Regions from separate parts of the Homo sapiens genome. Here regions 2 and 3 are each linked to region 1. A link is a contact called in ENCODE Hi-C or POLR2A ChIA-PET data. All regions are on one chromosome and are shown on one strand. Each heading gives the region's core, a stretch centred on a gene start or an enhancer-like site at or near the end of the contact. The rest is flanking DNA. Distances are from core to core; before and after follow the strand shown.

What was found. Hi-C counts contacts between places; a loop is a spot of excess contacts on that map. ChIA-PET counts read pairs that join two places held with the same protein, here RNA polymerase II (POLR2A). Pooled maps may share reads with other maps.
Region 2: a loop to region 1 is called in a map with no recorded cell type, with 2.8 times the contacts of the local background. The contact joins two enhancer-like sites. A Hi-C loop is called at or near these places in 3 of 37 single-sample maps with no recorded cell type and 2 of 50 pooled maps. POLR2A ChIA-PET finds 5 or more read pairs at or near these places in 2 of 52 experiments (activated CD4-positive, alpha-beta T cell and activated T-cell).
Region 3: a pooled map shows a loop between it and region 1 (4-fold over the local background). The contact joins the promoter of AP1S3 here to the enhancer-like site in region 1. A Hi-C loop is called at or near these places in 1 of 50 pooled maps. POLR2A ChIA-PET finds 5 or more read pairs at or near these places in 2 of 52 experiments (GM10248 and WTC11).

The regions. Positions count from the first base shown.
Region 1 is chr2:222,732,777-222,735,380 of GRCh38, forward strand. No RefSeq gene overlaps it. Among named protein-coding and RNA genes, the nearest start is that of MOGAT1, 62 kb to the left of the region's middle. RefSeq lists a silencer at 1,314-1,608. Within about 2 kb of position 1,320, at least 7 of the 41 ENCODE cell types and tissues checked have a DNase peak (open chromatin) inside an H3K27ac peak, as active enhancers do.
Region 2 is chr2:223,933,019-223,935,622 of GRCh38, forward strand. The region is part of intron 1 of WDFY1 (WD repeat and FYVE domain containing 1); the gene reads right to left. Among named protein-coding and RNA genes, the nearest start is that of WDFY1, 11 kb to the right of the region's middle. Within about 2 kb of position 1,298, at least 3 of the 41 ENCODE cell types and tissues checked have a DNase peak (open chromatin) inside an H3K27ac peak, as active enhancers do.
Region 3 is chr2:223,836,267-223,838,870 of GRCh38, forward strand. AP1S3 (adaptor related protein complex 1 subunit sigma 3) reads right to left here and starts at 1,316. Exons shown (of 5, transcript NM_001039569.2): 1 at 1,182-1,316. The coding sequence starts at 1,184. RefSeq lists enhancers at 723-812, 1,683-1,862 and silencers at 923-1,352, 1,383-1,512.

The DNA of each region.
Region 1 (2,604 bases), core at 70-2,569:
TATACTTGAATAATAGGAAGTCAGTTTGTTTGGATAATATCTGGAAATGAGACTTTTCTTTTTAAGTTATAACAGAAATACTTTGCATAGCTTTAGTCAAACACTAGTAATTGACTCCTCAGAAAACCCCCTCCCATCCCCCCAGCTGGTGTCCCATTAAACGAGTTGGATACTTGCTTTCTCTGTCTTCCTCTCAGCCAAGAATGCCCATGTGACCTAGTTTTGGCCAATGAGATATAAGGGAGTCTGCTTAGGGGCTTCTAGATGTTTCCTCCTGCCTGATGGGAGGTTAGTGCACAAGGAGAAAGATTCTGCATCCTGCTTTTGAACAGTGTGATGATATCATTTTGGAGCTGTCTGTGGTCATCTTAGCAAACCATGAGGGCAATTCCAAAGGAGTTATGAAGACAACAGTCCAAAACCCTGGCATCGATATATCCCAAACAAACACCAGTAACTAACTTAGGTGTCCCTGTTATGCAAGAGCAATATAGCCAAGATCAATCTGGTTTTCTGATGTTTGCAACCAAAAGCATCCCTACTCTCACCATTGGTCCGAATATGCCATTGGGTTATTTTTACAAATGATATCGTGGTCTCAGTGATTAGGCAGTATTGAGTGAAGGGAGGTAAAATGATTTACTCACATCAATGTGATCATTCCATTCAATTCATACTTTTGTAAGACAGTTTATAATGGAGCCCCTGAAGAGGTGTGCCTTGACACACAGATGTTGCAAGTGCGATGAATTTTTGACCCCTCAATCCTGGGGGTTAGCAAGAGAGGACTGGAGTAGCAGGAGTCTCTAGGGCTACCAGAGTCCCAGAGCAGTGAAAACTCCCTCTGGGCCTCTTTACCTGTTTACCCAAATCACTGTGCAAATCTAATCCTTTCCTCACAGTGCTGTCAAGTCAAATATGCCAGGAAGCCATACTCTGGGATTTACTTATGGCATTTATGTGCATTCTCTCTCTCTTGGTTTTCACAGAAGCATTCTGAAGTTATTATTAATCTCATCTTCCAAATGCAGAAATTGAGATTTAAATCTCAGCGCCCCAATCCGTACAGCCATTTGGTAGCAGAGTCAGAATTTGGAACTAGGGCTCCAGACTCACTCTCCTGCTGCAGAGAATAAGCATCCTTATTATTCCCAGCTCCCCATTCTCATTATACACTTTCCTCTGAGCGTACCTGACAATGGTCGACTTTCATTGCTGAGAGGGGGTGGCGGGAGGAGGAAGCGAATGGGGTGATGTGATGTAAGCCAGGAGAACGAGGGTGGCTCAGCCAACTCAAATCTCTTTGTTCATGGTTTGTGAAGATGTGACAAGACCAGAGAAGCCAGAACAGAAGATAGAGGCCACATTGTTCTGCTGGCCTGGGGCCGAATGTACTTCCTCACCATGTGTTTCTTTAGCCTCCTGAACTTTGCTCGATGGCATTGTACTGGCCACTGTGCCAGCTGCTCAGGGTGGGAAAAAGAAGGAAGAGTTTGCGTGGGAGCAATCTGGGCTATGTCCCAGCATATGTGGCATTTCTGCTTGTTTCTTTAACTTCCAGAGCTGTTTGTCTGAGACTTTCAGCCCTGGGGCTACTACTGGTCAGAATGTTTTATTTCCACTTGTGAACCAGGATGGTGGGGATCTGGAAGAGAACTAGAGGCATCTGGGGACCAGAGGGTTAGTCCAGCCTTCTCCAGGATGAATCCATTTCCCCAAATCACAAAACCAGTTAGTGACAGAGGCAAGAAAGGGACGAAATTCTCCCCCAAGTTAGTAGAGCTGGCTCAGGGAGAGTCCAGTTTGGAAGCCGCTTCCTGGATGTGTGACCCTGGCCAAGAAACTTCTCTCCAAGCTGGAGGTTCTCCATCTGTAAAGTAGGGATTATAAAAGTGCCTTTTCTGTAGGAATGAAAGAAGTAGTTGAGGTTATTCATGTAAATAGCAAACTCTACTGCCTGAGCACACAGGATGTGCTGAAATGTTTGGTTTCTATTATTACTGATTCCTAGACAGCTTCTCTCTGTTCAGTTTTGCAGCTCTTTAGTGTGCTAATAGCTAACTGTGAGGATCACAACAGAAAGTGTTCCATTCATCAAAACACACTTAGAGCTGGGCTAAGTAACTCATATCTGTAATCCCAGCGCTTTGGGAGGCTGGGACTATAGGTGTGAGCTACTCAGCCCAGGTCTAAGGAGTTCAAGACAGTCTGTACTAAAAATACAAAAATTAGCCTGGCATGGTGGTGTGCGCCTGCAATCCCAGCTACTCAGGAAGCTGAGGCAGGAGAACCACTTGAACCCAGGAGGTGGAGGTTGCAGTGAGCCGAGATCGTGCCACCGCACTCCAGCCTGGGTGACAGAGTGAGACTCTGTCTCAAAAAAAAAAAAAAAAAAAAAGAAAAAGAAGTAGAAAAAGAAAAAGACCAGCCTGGGCAACATAGACTCTATCTCTGTAAAAAATTGCCAGGCATGTGTGTGTGTGTGTGTCTGTGGTTCCAGCTACTCATGAGGCTGAGGCAGGAGGATCACTTGAGCCCAGATGCCTGAGGCTGCAGGGAGCTGTGACCATACCTCTGCACTCCAGCCTGGGTCACAGAGTGAGA
Region 2 (2,604 bases), core at 48-2,547, 1.2 Mb after region 1:
CCCTGTTCATTCTTGCTGCAAAAAGAAGTCTTTCTCCTTTGGTAACAGGGAGAGAAAATGTTAGATTGTTATTGAATTTATTCTCTAAATTAAAAGGCAGAGAAACCAGCCTCATTTTGTAGAGGAGAATTAGATTGGCTGAGAAAAACAGAAATTTCCATCCCCTCCCACAGGACAGCTTCAAGGGTCTGTGACCAAGAATTAGACTGCTGATGTCACCACAGGCAGATTTTATCCAGGGAAGAAGCCACTGGGTGGCCCCAGCATTTGCACCCCCTTTAAACAAATATCACCCTTCCAGAAGCCAGATTGGCTGAAAACCTGCAGATTTTTTTTTTTTTTTTTTACTCCAAACCATTCTTGCTGTAATCTTTTCACTGTTAGCATAAAAATAATTTTTTGTGATCCTTGTGCCATCAAGAAGCCTAGAAACCACTCTAATCACTGAAGAGCAGGAATAATCTAGACAGGCTGGAGTCCATGGAGGATCTAGGCAACACTTTCTTACATTACAAAGTCTGGCCAGGCACAGTGGCTCAGACCTGTAATCCCAGTACTCTGGGAGGCTGAGGTGGGAGGATCACTTGAGCCTAGGGGCTTGAGACCAGCCTGGCAACATACCAATACCCTGTCTCTACAAAAAATAAAAATAAATTAGCTGGGCATGGTGGCACACGTCTGTTATCCCAGCTACTTGGCAGACTGAGGCTGGAGGATCACTTGAGCCCACGAGTTCAAGACCAGCCTGGGCAACATAGTGAGACCCCCCCCCATCTCTACAAAAAAAAATCAAAAATTAGCAAGGAGTGGTGGTACATGTCTGTGGTCTCAAACTCAGGAGGCTGAGGTGGAAGGATCGTTTGAGCCCAGGAGGTGGAGGCTACAGTGAGCTCTGATTGTGCCACTGCACACCAGCCTGGGAGACAGAGTGAGACCCTGCCTCAAAAAAAAAAAAAAAAAAAAGTCTCGAACCCTATCCATGGCCTAGAAGTCTTAAAACACAAATTAAAGGAATCACAAAGAAGCACAGTTTCTAATAAGGAATAGCAGCCTTTTTCTTTTCTTTTTTTTTTTTTTTTTTTTTTTGAGAAAGAGAATCTCACTCTGTCACCCAGGCTGGAGTAAAGTGGCACAATCTCAGCTCACTGCAACCTCCGCTTCCCAAGTTCAAGCAATTCTCCTGCCTTAGCCTACCGAGTAGCTGGGACTACAGGCGCACAACACCTCACCCAGCTAATTTTTGTATTTTTAGTAGAGATGGGGTGTCTCACCACATTGGCCAGGCTGGTGTCAAACTCCTGACCTTAAGTGATTCACCCACCTCGGCCCCGCAAAGTGCTGGGATTACAGGCGTGAGCCACCACACCCAGACAGTGGCCTATTTTTAGATTACGTTCCATGCTTCTTTTTCCCTAACAGATTTGTTGACTGATTCAATCAAACTAACACTTGAGACATTACTATAAGCTTTACACTGTTTTTCATGTTAGAAAAATTTTATTTTATTTTTTTAATTTTTGAGACAGAGTCTCACTCTTGTCACCCAAGCTGGAGTGCAATGGTACTATCTCAGCCCAGTGCAACCTCCACCTCCCGGGTTCAAGTGATTCTCCTGCCTCGACCTCCCCAGTAGCTGGGATTACAGGCATCTGCCACCATGCCTGGCTAATCTTTGTATTTTTAGTAGAGATGGGGTTTCACCATGTTGGCCAGGCTGGTCTCCAACTCCTGACCTCAGGTGATCCACCTGCCTCGGCCTCCCAAAGTGCTGGGGTTACAGGCATGAGCCATTGCGCCCAGCCAGAAAAAGTTTAATTAGTAAAGACAAATATGTAAATGAGTAACAGTAACAATATAATGTGGTAAGAGCTATGAGGACAGAAAAAGGGTAGATTAATGTTAGGGAGTGGGAATGGTGGTATAGTGGGTTGGGGGATTTGGCAAACATCGCACAAGAAGTCCTAATGGATGAGAAGGAGTTAATCAAGCAAATGAAACTGAGAAGAGGGTTTCGGCGAGGGAACAGCACAGCAGGACGAAGCCTCTATGGGACACTGCAGGTATCCCAGGAATTCCATACTAGGCTGTATTTTCTATAAACCATAACCTAGAAACCAAAAATGCCCCCATCAATACTGGTTGCACTATAAGCACCCTCATCTCCCCATTAACCTTTGCAACTGGACTCTACTGACGCTAAGTGTCTAAATCAAGTATAAAGACGAGGAGAAAGAGAAAAAAAATCCACACAGGCGACTTTTTACTTAAAATTTCTTTGACGGTGATCTGCTGTAGATTCACCTTGACCTTGAAGGGAAGTGTTTTGAGCAAAGTAGTATGTGGTTGACAAAGAAAAATGAATAAAGAGATTATTTCACCATGAAGTATGACAAAAATACATCATGAAATCAGTATATATGTGCTAATAATGTCTTAACAACTCTCAGAAAGATTTGCTGAGCATACTTTGTAGAGAGGGAAGATGAATACCTAAATTCTAGAAACAAGTATCATTCATTATATTACCATCTGCTTCTTAGGAAAGAACTAGCAGATTATTAAAGCTAAACACAGCAGAGGAAATGTCTACTGTGCAGAAATGGT
Region 3 (2,604 bases), core at 66-2,565, 1.1 Mb after region 1:
CACTCTTAAAAGGCTGCCCCTAAACAGCAGGCAAGAGCAAGAGGAGCCTGAGCTATCGCTTCCACCCAAGTGCAGGTCACCAGATCTCTCATCAGCAGGGCTGCGGCCGGCCTCAGCTTCCAACCTGACCCCCTATCCCCTGCCCTTACACACCCCAGTCCATTCTCCAACCACAGCCAAACTGCACACCATGCCGGGTGCAGTGGCTCACCCCTGTAATCCCTACACTTTGGGAGGCCGAGGCAGGCGGATCACCTGAGGTCAGGAGTTCGAGACCAGCCTGGCCAACATGGTGAAACCCCGTCTCTACTAAAAATACAAAAATTAGCTGGGTGTGGTGGCACACGCCTGTAATCCCCGTTACTCGGGAGGCTGAGGCAGGAGAATCGCTTGAACCCGGGAGGCAGAGCCGAGACCACACCACTGCACTTCAGCCTGGGCGACAGAGCGAGATCAGTCTCAAAAAAACAAAAGTGCACAACGGGTAAGGTCAGTTTTCTTGCTAAAACGTCCCCGAGGTTTCCCCTACTCAGTTGGAACCAAAACCAAACTCCTTATTTTGGCCTATAAAAACCCGCCTCACCTGGCAGAAGCCCACCTCTCCTGCCACAAACAAGGCCTTCTCCCCTCCGCTTTGCTCTCTCTAATCCACCTGTAGCGCCCCTCCAGGACCTCCAGCAGCTAGAATGTCATGTCCTTGAAGAGGCTTTGCCAAATCAAAAGTTGCCACTCCACCCGGTTGTATTTGAGACTTTACAGCGCTTCTTACTTTAGAAGTTCTCTTCATTTTACTTGTATATTGGACGTGTCCCTCCCTCCGCATCCCCCTCCTGGAAGGTAAGCTTCCTGGAGAACAGGGGCTCCTCCTGGTCCCCCGCGACATCCCCAGCGCCCAGCACCGAGCCCGGCACAGACTAAGCACTCGGCTAAGGCGGATCGAATGAATGAATGGAGCCGCGGCGCCGCGGCGCCGCGTTGCCGCAGGAATCCCGGGCAAGCGATCCTGGCGCGTCCGCACCGTCTGGGGCAGCGGGGCCACAGGGACGCACGGTTCGGGTGGCCAGGCGGGACTCGGCCCGCACCCCCACCCGGCCGCGCGCCCGGCCCGGACGCCCCAGGTGCCTCCCCGGAGCGCGAGCGCCCCCACCGCCTACCCGGGCCGGCGGTTCCCCCGCACTCACCATCGTGGCTGGGCCGCCGCCTCCCCCGCCTTGCGAGCAAGGAGCGCTGGAGAAGCGAGGGCGAGAGGCGAGCGCTGGAGCCGGTGCGGCTGACAGGTGAGGCGCCCGGCTTAGACCATGGCTGCTTCCCACAATGCCCTGGCACTGAAAGTGTGCAGACTCCTCCCAGCGCGGCTGCCTCCTCCCTGCACGCTCCTCCCCGCTGCCTCCTCCCCGCGCCCTCCTCCCCGCTCCCCCCGCTCCTCGCCCTCCTGCTCTCCTTCTTTCTTCCTTTCCCCTTTCTCCTCCCTTCTCCTCCTCCTCCTCCTCTTCCCTCCTTTCTGCCTCTCCTCTGTACCCCCTCCCCGCCCCCGCCTCGGCTGCAGCTGTTCCCGCCCCGAGCCGGCCGCACCTGGAGCGAATGCACCTGCGCGCGCGGGCGTCTGTACCCCGACAGCCCGCAGCTCGGCGCGGGTGGTCAGGCGAGAGCGCGTGGCCCGCTAGGAACTCCCTGCGCGGGGAACTCCCTGCGCGGAGAACACCGGGGACTTTTCGCGATTCTGCCGCGCGAGTGTGTCCTGTATTCCTTCCGCAAACGTTTATCAAACCTGGCAAAGATACTTCCGATACACTCGCAGAAAGTGCCGGGGGCTGCCTTATCCTAAGCCTCCTAGGGAGGGAGCAGTTGGAAGAGAAAGAACTAGAAGCGTTTTCTTATCCCCTTCTGCCCCCATTTCACTTTTTAAAAAGTAAGCTCTGCAGTCTAAGGGCAAAGATCATTTTAAGCAGGCCCCCATTTATTTATTTATTTATTTATTTATTTATTTATTTATTTATTTATTTAGAGACGGAGTGTCGCTCTGTCGCCCCGTCTGGAGTGCAGTGGGGCGATCTCGGCTCCCTGCAACCTCCGCCTCCTGCGTTCAGGGTGATCCACCCGCCTCGGCCTCCCAAAGTGCTGGGATTACAGGCATGAGCCACTGCGCCCGGCAGCACGACCCCCTTTTAAGAAGTCTCTCCTAAGAAGTTGTGGTGTAGAAAGTTCGTTCTCCAATCTCTCCTCCCCTTGACTTTTCTTAAATCTAGGGCGTTGAGAGTCTCTAAACCCCCAAGCTGTAAACAGAGTTTTTTCTTTTTTCTTTTAATTATATTTACCAGATAGACTAGATGTAAGCAGAGTTTTTAATGCATATTCATGTTTTTGAGAAAGGGAGTCCACTGGTTTTATCAAATAGCTAAAGAGATCCTAGACCCTGCAAAAGTTAAGAATCATTTCCTGGGCCAGGCGTGATGGTTCATGCCTGTAATCCCAACACTTTGGGAGGCCCAGGTGGGCGGATCGCTTGAGACCAGAAGTTCGAGACAAGCCTGGCCAACATGGTGAAACGCCGTCTCTACTAAAAATACAAAATTTAGCTGGGCGTGGTGGCACACGCCTGTAGTC